2 separate regions of the Homo sapiens genome follow, and region 1 is linked to region 2. A link is a contact called in ENCODE Hi-C data. All regions are on one chromosome and are shown on one strand. The core of a region is the stretch at or near the end of the contact, and the rest is flanking DNA. Distances in the headings are between cores, read along the strand shown.

Evidence for each region. Hi-C counts contacts between places; a loop is a spot of excess contacts on that map. Pooled maps may share reads with other maps.
Region 1: a map of ascending aorta shows a loop between it and region 2 (5-fold over the local background). The contact joins the promoter of LINC01233 here to the promoter of ZNF43 in region 2. A Hi-C loop is called at or near these places in 2 of 168 maps with a recorded cell type or tissue (ascending aorta and sigmoid colon) and 8 of 50 pooled maps.

What each region holds. Positions count from the first base shown.
Region 1 is chr19:22,530,730-22,535,922 of GRCh38, forward strand. LINC01233 (long intergenic non-protein coding RNA 1233) reads left to right here and starts at 1,897. Exons shown (of 2, transcript NR_110664.1): 1 at 1,897-2,185; 2 at 2,487-2,765. It overlaps LOC105376917 (a long non-coding RNA gene), which reads right to left and starts at 1,756. Exons shown (of 2, transcript NR_160728.1): 1 at 1,610-1,756.
Region 2 is chr19:21,833,812-21,838,458 of GRCh38, forward strand. It overlaps ZNF43 (zinc finger protein 43), which reads right to left and starts at 2,371. Exons shown (of 4, transcript NM_003423.4): 1 at 2,225-2,371. The coding sequence starts at 2,227. RefSeq lists enhancers at 1,462-2,435, 1,965-2,054, 2,095-2,144, 2,165-2,324, 2,436-3,408.

The DNA.
Region 1 (5,193 bases), core at 647-3,146, 700 kb after region 2:
ACAGGGGCCTGTGTGCTTGGAACAATTAGACTGTCTTTCTTCCTACTCCCACTGCAACAGAGAGAAACTTTAGGGTATCTTATCTATAATAAAGTTGAAAAAATACAGATATAAGAAGAAATATAAAAATTAAAAATTAAAAAGGCACAAATTGGCACCCTAAAAAAAAAATTCAATACTATAGGCCAGCTACCTGGACACAAAATAAGTCATAGGCATACCGCAGTCCTATTTACATGCTTAACCACATCATAAGGTTGCAGGCAGTACTTAAAATCATCACTAATAAGACAGCAAATGCATTAAGTTTACTAACCCAGCAAACCACAAAAATAAAAAACGCCATCAGAACAGATTAACTTTAGTCTGCCCCCTAGCCCACGAAGGAGGAGTATGTAAAAAATTCAATCTAACTAATTGTTGCCTGAAAATCAAAAATAATAAAAAAGCAATTATAAAAATAACTACAAAAATAAAAAAATTAGCCCACGTTCCAGTTCAAACTTGGAAAGAGTAGTCTCCAGATTCTCTCTTTGGAGGCTAGTTTTCATTTTTTGGAGGGTTCAAAACTTTAATAGGAGTGGTTTTAGCCACACTAAAAAGTTTCCTAATACTCCCTTGTCTGTTACCTCTCATTGTTAGAAGTATTCAATCAACTATAGAGGCAATAGTAGCTAGAAAAATCAACACTCAGCTAATAGCTCTGCGTAAATATCAACCTTTGTGTTAAAAAAAAACAAAACTTGTCTCTTCAGGCAAAACTAAGTAATAGTAATGCTTTCTATTAAACTTCTTTCATAAAAATCATCAAACGGGGGAAACTGAGGCAAAAATTTAAAAATAATAATAAGTACTACATGTATTCACTCCAAGAAAAGTAAAAGCTAAGGCCCAGAATGTGGCAAGGCAGGGGTTTAAAAAAAACAAAGAAAAGAACAAGTTTTCCTCCACCTAGCAAGCTCATTTCAAGGACAGTTATAAAATAACGCTGTCCAAATAGCCAAGGCCAAAGGAATGGGCTCCAAACACCCCATCCCTTCCAGAGCAAGGTTAAAAAAACAAAAACAAACAAACAAACAAAAAAACACACACACAAAAAACCAGATTCTTTACTGTTACTCTTTTCCCATGCGTCCTCACGGCAGAAGGCAGCCTTTCTGTTACATCTAGGAATTGAACAGAAAGAGGACAGCCCAAGCCTCATTTCAGAGAGGTCTGGTATACTCTTAGAAATCTATGAGACGGTCATCCCTAAATCCATTAATGTTTTTTCTCTCTGAAGAGAATCAAGGGAAACTGATGCTTCAGAAAGATGCCCCATATTACCCTGTGACACTCAAAGTCCCCCAGATTGAGACATGAGGAAGATTCAAGCTGTCAAGTTCAGTTTCCCAAGATCTCTTTCATGGTAAATAAGCAAATCTCACTCCAGGCAGGGTCTGGGCTGTTAAGGGGAGGGGCTGACTGACAAGACTTTGATGGGGGGAGCCCAGTGGCACTTGGGGGCCCAGCCCAGTAAGCCTCGGGAGTGGCATGAGCTCTGGCCGCAGTCCTGCCATCAGAGGGATTCTGGGGCTGGGTGGGGGAGGCCATCACCTGGCGATAGTACCTTTTTCTTTGCAGCCGCCAATTTGCTCTGTAGGGTTTCTTCAGACATTGCAGGGCAGGAAGGAATGTGGGGTTGGGGCCACGTCAGCTAGATTGCGGCTTACCACTGGGGAACAATTCCTGTCGGCCACCGCGCAACTGTGCGACTGACCAGAGGAGGCGTAACCAGGGCCTACTACAGCGCAGAATAGGGGGCGTGGCCGCCATCCTCCAAGTCCATTGGTCGATGAGAAAGATGACAGAGAAAGGAGGCGAGGCCAGGCAGCAGCGCGTCCAGGTGGGTGTGAGGCGTCACAAGGAAAGCTGAGCAGGCAATTGCTGCCCCGCCCACTCTGGGAAGAGGGGCGGGGCCGCCCGCTCCAGAGGGACGGAAGCGGCGGGGCCGCCGGATCCAGGGACAATGGGGTGGGGCGGGCTTTCCCTGGGTGGGCGCAGCGGCTTCCTGGGTCCCCCTCACGCTCTGGGTCAGAGTTCCTTTACAGGCGGACCTGAGAGGCAACTCACCGACTCCTGCCCTGGACCCTCCTGCGCCACTGAACCCCCTGACCTGGGAGCCTCGGAACCTAGGGCTCAGGAGGTGGGTGAGGAACGGACTCCACAGTTTCTTTCCTGACTCCTCACAGCCCTGCCCCAGACCTTCCCTTCCCAGAAATCACCTCCAAGGACCCCTAATCAATGTTCCAGACGCCTACCTCTCGGAACGCCCCATTCCTAGAGGGTCCCTACCCTGATTCCGGGAGCACATTTGCCCCCCTTTCCAGCTGGATCCAGTCCCGGGCTCTCCTGCTTCCCAGCTCCTCCTCCCGCACCCAACAGCACCCCTTTCCTCTCAGAGCGGCCGTGGGTCCCATCAGGCTTTCCCCTCGGATCCTCTGCAGATGAACCAGGACTTATCCGAAGGTACCAAGTGAACTTCTAGGAAAAGTCCAATTCTCAGATGCTGGATGTCTTCCAAAAATGAAGCAAATTAGTAACTTAGTAGCTGAGTCAACTAATCCTGTTAGATGGTCAACACTGGTTTTTTTATTTTAATATTTTTAAGTGGCAACTCTAGTGTGTGAGAAAATTAATGTGACAGCTGAATTTGTAGAAAGCTGCTTTGACTCTCTTGGGCCCCTTCATAAGCCCTGGAACTAAATAAAAGTCTAGTGAATACAGGTAAGCTCCCTTCTTTTTCTCCATATTTACCCCTCACTTCAACTATAATTTCACAGGTCCCTTTTTCCACATTCAAGGTGGTTGATAATAAAGTGGGAATGTACAGGATTCTCTTTAATCCTGAATTAGCAATCCAAAAATTAGAATTTGTTGCATTCTTAGAACTACGGTCAGGGTTCCTGAGCAGGTACTCAAGCAGACACAAAGACAAAACTTCCATTTTATTTCAGAAGAACCTCCATAATCCCATGCATTAATTCCCATCATAAATCATCTCATCTCATCCATCTATCTTTCATCTATCTATCATCTATCTGTCATCTGTTATCTATCATATAACGATAATTCATCTATCATCTATCATTCATCTGTCTATAATCCATCTATTTATCATCTATGTATCATATATCGATCATTCATCTATCATCTATCATGTATTGATCATTCATCTATCTGTCATCTATCATTCATCTATCATCTATCATTCATCTATCACCTATCATCTATCATATATCGATAATTCATCTATCATCTATCATATTCATCTATCATCTATTATTCATCTGTCGATCATCTATCATTCATCTATTTATCATCTATCATATATTGATAATCTATCATCTATCGTGTATCAATCATCTATTATCTATCATCTATCTGTCATCTATCATATATTGATCATCTATCTATCACCTATCTATCTATATATCATCTATCTATTTATTATCTCTCTCTCTCTCTCCTCTATTAGTACTGTTTCTTTGGAGAACCCCTAGTACATATACTCTTTTTCCTGGCTCTTTGAGTATAAGGTGATTTGCTAGGGTTAAGAATGTAGCCTCCTGGTAGGCTGCAGCGAGTTGAGATCGCACCACTGCACTCCAGCATGGGTGAAAGAGCGAGACTTCATCAAAAAAACAACAAAAAAAGAATGTAGCCTCCTGTAACCACTAGCTCATTCCTTATTTAAATGGATCCCCCCCACCCTCCCAGAGCGCCACACTTTTTGTCCATTGATCATTTGTCTTGATATACTTGACAAATGTCATTGTCATGCATGAAACACCTCCGTAGCCAATAGTATGTGTATTAAAAATAACGCTTCTTCCTCTTCCACTCAAAAGAGAATTCTAATATAATGGTTATATATAAGGAAAATTTTAAATCTGAGTTTACTTTTTAAATTATATTAAAACATTCACAAAGTGCAACACTTTATTTTTTATAACAGATTATTTGCAAGTTACCCTTACCACAAAATAGGACAGTCCATTGTGTCCTATCTAATGCAAAGATTAAAATAAAAGAAATATACTTCAGCAAAAAGAACTATAGTCAATGAATGCTGTTTGTCAGGAAGATATAAGTTCATATAAGGAAGTTTGTTTCTGATTATTTTACTCTAGGGTGTAAAAACTCCTCAACAAAAATCAGTTTGTACTGGAATACAGTCTGTCATGTTTAAGTCATAGCAGCTGAGCCAGGACTATATTCTTCACTACATCAAGTAGGATGAAGGAGCTCCAGAAATACTTTTGAAGCAGGAATTTAAAGTGCGGATAGGATGGCTACCATTTAAGTGATATTTAAGTTTCTCCCTTATGAGGCTTGCAAGGCCCTTTGGAATCTGACTTCTACATCCTTCCTTTCCAACATCATATCTCATCATTTCCCCTTTTCCCTCCTCTAACAACCTCCATTCATCCACATCATGCACTTCAGCTATTCTGAACTTCCCTCCTGAAACCAGCCACTCACAGAGCAACACTTTTCAAATCCTGGCTCTACCTGTGTAACCTGAGGCAGGTTTCCAAATTCTGTGTGTCCCAGTTTCCTCATCCTCATTCCTAAATTTGGAACAATAACACTCAAGTCATAGGGTCACTGTAAAGATCAAATGAGATTACAACTACTCATGTGAAATTCTTAGCATAGTACCTTTCATTTAGGATATGCCCCCAAAATACTGGTTGTTGTTAACAGTGTTGATGTGTCTGCTCATAACACTCATTCCCCTCCTCACCTCCTTTTGTATACTTAGTTCCTACACATCTTTCAAACATCAGCTTAAATAGGAAACCTTCCCCAAATAACTCCTCCCTACCTAGGTGAATATTCCTCCTGTTTGTATGACCGTAATCCCTGCACATCCCATATCAAAGGACTTAATGTCACTTTCTGCCATCTCTTGTATGTTGTTCATATTTTTTCATTATACTGAAAGCTCCTTGAAGACAAGTGCTACATGTATTGGGATCTGCATTTCATCTCTATCCCCTGTCATAACACTTGCTACATATTATGCCTTCTATGTTTGTTGAAAAAAAATGAATGAATGAAACTCAGCTGGCAAGGGAAAGTTACTTTGGCTTTCATTTAGATTTGGGGTTTTTTGTTTTATTTTCAACATAGTCATGAGCTCTTCTG
Region 2 (4,647 bases), core at 1,121-3,620:
GAGGTCGGCAGTTTGAGAACAGCGTGACCAACATGGGGAAACCCTGTCTCTACTAAAAATGCAAAATTAGCCAGGCGTGGTAGTGCATCCCTGTAGTCCTAGCTACTCGGGAGGCTGAGTCAGCAGAATCGCTTGAACCCAGGAGGCAGAGGTTGCAGTGAGCTGAGATGGCTCCACTGCAGTCAAGCCTAGGCAACAAGAGCTAAACTCCATCTTAAGGCGGGGCGGGGGAAAAAAAAGAGTCCTGTGCCTAGGGAAAACAAAAAGAAAAAAGAGGCCAGGCATGGTGGCGGAGGCGGGTGGATCATCTGAGGTTAGGAGTTCGAGACCAGCCTGGTCAACATGGAAAAACCTTGTCTCTAACAAAAATACAAAAATTAGCTGGGAATGGTGGTAGGTGCCGGTAGTTCCAGCTACTGGAGTGGCTGAAGCAAAAGAATCACTTGAATCAGGGAGGCAGAGGTTGCAGTGAGCAGAGATCACATCACTGCACTCCAGACTGGGCAGCAAAGCAACACTGTCTCAAAAAAAAAAAAAAAAAAGTAAAGAAAAAAAGAAAAGGAAAAGAGGCACAGAGATTTTTATTTTTTACAAACAGTGTAAGGGGATTATTTTTTGCTTTCTTTTCAATATGGAAAATATTTTCAAATAGAAAACAAAATTTAGGCCGGACTCGGTGGCTCACGCCTGTAATCCTTGCACTTTGGGAGGCCAAGGCGGGTGGATCACAAGGTCAGGAGTTCGAAACCAGCTTGGCCAACAAGGTGAAACCCTGTCTCAACTAAAAATACAAAAAAATTAACCAGGCACGGTGGCAGGTGCCTGTAATTCCAGCTACTCGGGAGGCTGAGGCAGGAGAATCGGTTGAACCCGGGAGGTTGCAATGAGCTGAGATTGCACCATTGCACTCCAGCCTGGGAAACAAAGCGAGAGGAAGGATGGAAGCAAGGATGGAAAGATGGAAGGAAGGAAGGAAGGAAGGAAAGAAAGAAGAAGGAAAGAAGAAAGGAAAATTTATTTAAGTCCATCCAATGATTTTTCAAAAAATAATTAAAATATCTGTATCAAAAATATACAGATATCTAAAATATCTTTATCTAAAACGTATCTCTGTATCTAAAATGTACACTAAAAAAAAAAAAAAAATAGCCCGGCTCGGTGGCTATTTTTAAGTGCTGTAATCCTAGCACTTTGGGAGGCTGAGGCGGGTGGATCATCTGAGCTCAGGAGTTCGAGACCACCTGGCCAATATAGTGAAATCCCGTCTTTACTAAAAATACAAAAAAAATTAGCTGGGTGTGGTGGCAGGCACCTGTAATCCCAGCTACTAAGGAGGCTGAGGCAAGAAAATCGCTTGAATCCGGGAGACGGAGGTTGCAGGGAGCCGAGATAGCACCATTGCACTCCAGCCTGGGCAGCAAAAGCGAAAGTCCATCTCAAAAAAAAAAAAAAAAAGAAAAAAAAGAAAAAATAGTTGATAACGTGAATTGCGGAGAAGAAGGTGGCATTTGGGAATGTCAGAAATAAAGGAAAATCTAGTTTAGTTTTTTTTTTTTTTTTTTTCCAGAGGGAGTTTCACTCTGTGGCCCAGGCTGGAGTGCAATGGCGCGATCTCGGCTCACTGCATCCTCCGCCTCCTGGGTTCAAGCGATTTTCCTGTCTCAGCCTCCCTAGTAGCTGCGATTACAGGCGCGCGCCACCACGCCCAGCTAATTTTTGTATTTTTAGTATAGACGGGGTTCACCATATTAGCCAGGCTGCTCTCGAACTCCTCACCTCGTCATCCACCCACCTCGACCTCCCAAAGTGCTGGGATTAAAGGCGTGACCCACCGCGCCCGGCCGACTCTCCTGTTTCTAATAGACCAAAAGAGGGACTAGAAATGCCACGGACCAAAGCTCTTCCTATTCATGAAACTGCATCACGAGTCAGGATTCTCTCCTGACGACCCTCCTGTGGCCCCTGCACAATTTGGGAGAGACGCCGCGTTGCGGCTGCAGAGCTGCCCACAGAGGGCTGCAGGCCGGGACACAGTCACTGCGCAGAGAAGAGACAGGACGCCCGGGGCTGCCTCCCAGAGCAGCCGCCATCTTATGGCTGAAGGGGATTGAGGCCGAGCTGGGCAAGAACTCCGGCACGCGCAGATTGTGGAGCTGACTGCGGGAAGGCCTGAGTCACGCCACAGCCCCTTCCCCCTCTCGGGATGTCGGACCGGCACTCTCACCATTTCTAGGCTTCCGGGGGGTCCTGGCGTCTTAGCTGTGGATCCCCCAATACCCGCAGGTCACAGAGCCACAGAGGCTGGACCTCTAGCAGCAGAGGACACAGAAGAACGAAGACGAGACGCAGAGCTCCAACTGCAGCCAGAGACAAAGGCCCCGCCACATCCCGGAAGCCGCCCTGTCCTCTCCTGCCCCGTGCCTGATTGGACGGTTTCCAGCCCAGCGTCCCTGATTGGATAACTTCTAAGGTCCTGCCCCCGCAAACCCTGAATGAAAGATGTGATCAGACGCTGGGCTGAAAGAAGAAAGAATGACAGCCTAGGCTGCCGCCTTTTCAGGCAGGGCTTCCTCCCTGAGCAGAGCAGGCCCAACCCAGAGGGTATTTGCCTTTAACCTTGTGTATAAGGTCATCTTCACTTATAAGTAATATACTATATGGATACTAAAAAATGAAAACAATTGTTTTTGAATTTCAGCTTTTATGACCTTCCTGGCTTCTGGCCCTTTGAGTAGGAAGTATTACAAACATTGAATATTTTATTATTTATCCTCTGTGGGGTTTTTCTTATTCTTGAGAGGGAGTCTCTGTTACCCAGGCTGGAGTGCAGGGTCATGACTGCAGCTCACTGCAGCCTCAGCAATCTAGGCTTGAGCAATTTACCTGTCTCAGCCTTCTGAGTAGCTGGGACCACTGGCATGTGGCCCCATGCTCAGCTAATTTGTTATCATATTTTTATTTGTAGAGATGAAGCCTCACTAGATAGCCCAGAATGGTCTCAAACTCTTGGGCTCAATGAATCCTACAAAGTCAGCCTCCCAAAGTACTGGGATTATAGGCATGAACCATCACATTCAGACTGAATTATTTTATCAAAAAATTTTTTTAAAGCATTGAGGTCCATTAATAGAATTCAAGGAAATGTTATGCACATGTTTTAAAAGCAAATTAAAAAGCATATACAAAAAGAGAACATTTTTTAAAAAACTAAATATAGGTAATGTTACCAGAAAAAGTTTAGATCTCCTGACTTTAAGTTGCAGTATGCTAATGGAATATTCTTAGTGGATAGTATTCCATTTTCATAAGAAATTCAAAACAAGATAATTTCCAGGTTTTAGAAACTGATGTAAAACATAAAAATATAGAAAATCTCTAATGTGTTCCCATGATATAGTATTACTTGAAATATAAACTGGGCAAACTCAGCAAAAGACAATTTAATCTCAAATTTCAAAATAGGTACAGAAGTTCTAATGGAATAATAAATGGAATCCAGGATTTTATTCATAAAAAGGCTAAAAAGTGACCATTCTCTGTGATTTTGAAAGTAGGAATTTGTGTAAACAGATGTGTATTTGCATCTACATTTGCCTACACTTACTTTTTTTTTTTTTTTTTTTTTTTTTTTGAGACGGAGTCTTGCTCTGTCGACCAGGCTGGAGTGCAGTGGCACAATCTCGGCTCACTGCAACCTCCGCCTCCCAGGTTCAAGCGATTCTCCTGACTCAGCCTACCAAGTAGCTGGGGATACAGGTGCATGACCCCATGCCCAGCTAATTTTTTTATGATATATTCATTTATTCAGATTACTCGATAATTAAAAATTATATTTTCTATGAATACCAGCTAATTTTTTGTATTTTTAGTAGAGACAGGGTTTCACCCTGTTAGCCAGGATGTCTCCTGACCTGGTGAACTGCTCGCCTTAGCCTCCCAAAGTGCTGGGATTACAGGTGTGAGCCACCATGCCCAGCAGCTTTTAAACATTTTAGGAAAGCATGAGACATCAATCAATATGTATAAGATCTTCCTTCCCTACCTTTTTCCTTCTCCACCTCCTCCTTCCTCTCTCTCTTTCTTGGTTTGATCCAGTAATGCAGGACAACTTGAGGTGAGGGCTTCCAGGTCATAAGTAAATAAGAGATAAAAGTCTGGATTCTTGAGTCCTTGATAAGCATTCAACTGAATACAATTTAGTCTGGCTCAGTGAACCTGCATATCTAAATTAACAGCAGTGCAGAGGAAGCAATCAGATGTGCATTTGTCTCAGGCGAGGCTCAGAGAAATGACTCTGAGTTCTGTCTGTCTTTGGTTCTCAAGGAATTTCCTTGTTGGCTAATTGTAAAGAAAGTATGTAGCTTTTTTATCTTTGTAGCTATCTTATTTAGAAATAAAATGGGAGGCAGATTTGCCTGACATAGTTCTCAACTTGACTTTTCTAGTGGCTTAGTAATTTTGGCATCAAGAGATTTATTTTCCTTTAGCAGTGGAAACCTCTTTCATTATCAAGTGTAGAGGTTAATAAAAAAAACTCATAAACACAAATATAATTATTGCTACATCTTTCAGAATAGCCCATTCTAAATTTTTTTTTTTTTTTTTGGAGATACAGTCTCGCTCTATTACCCAGGCTGGAGTGCAGTG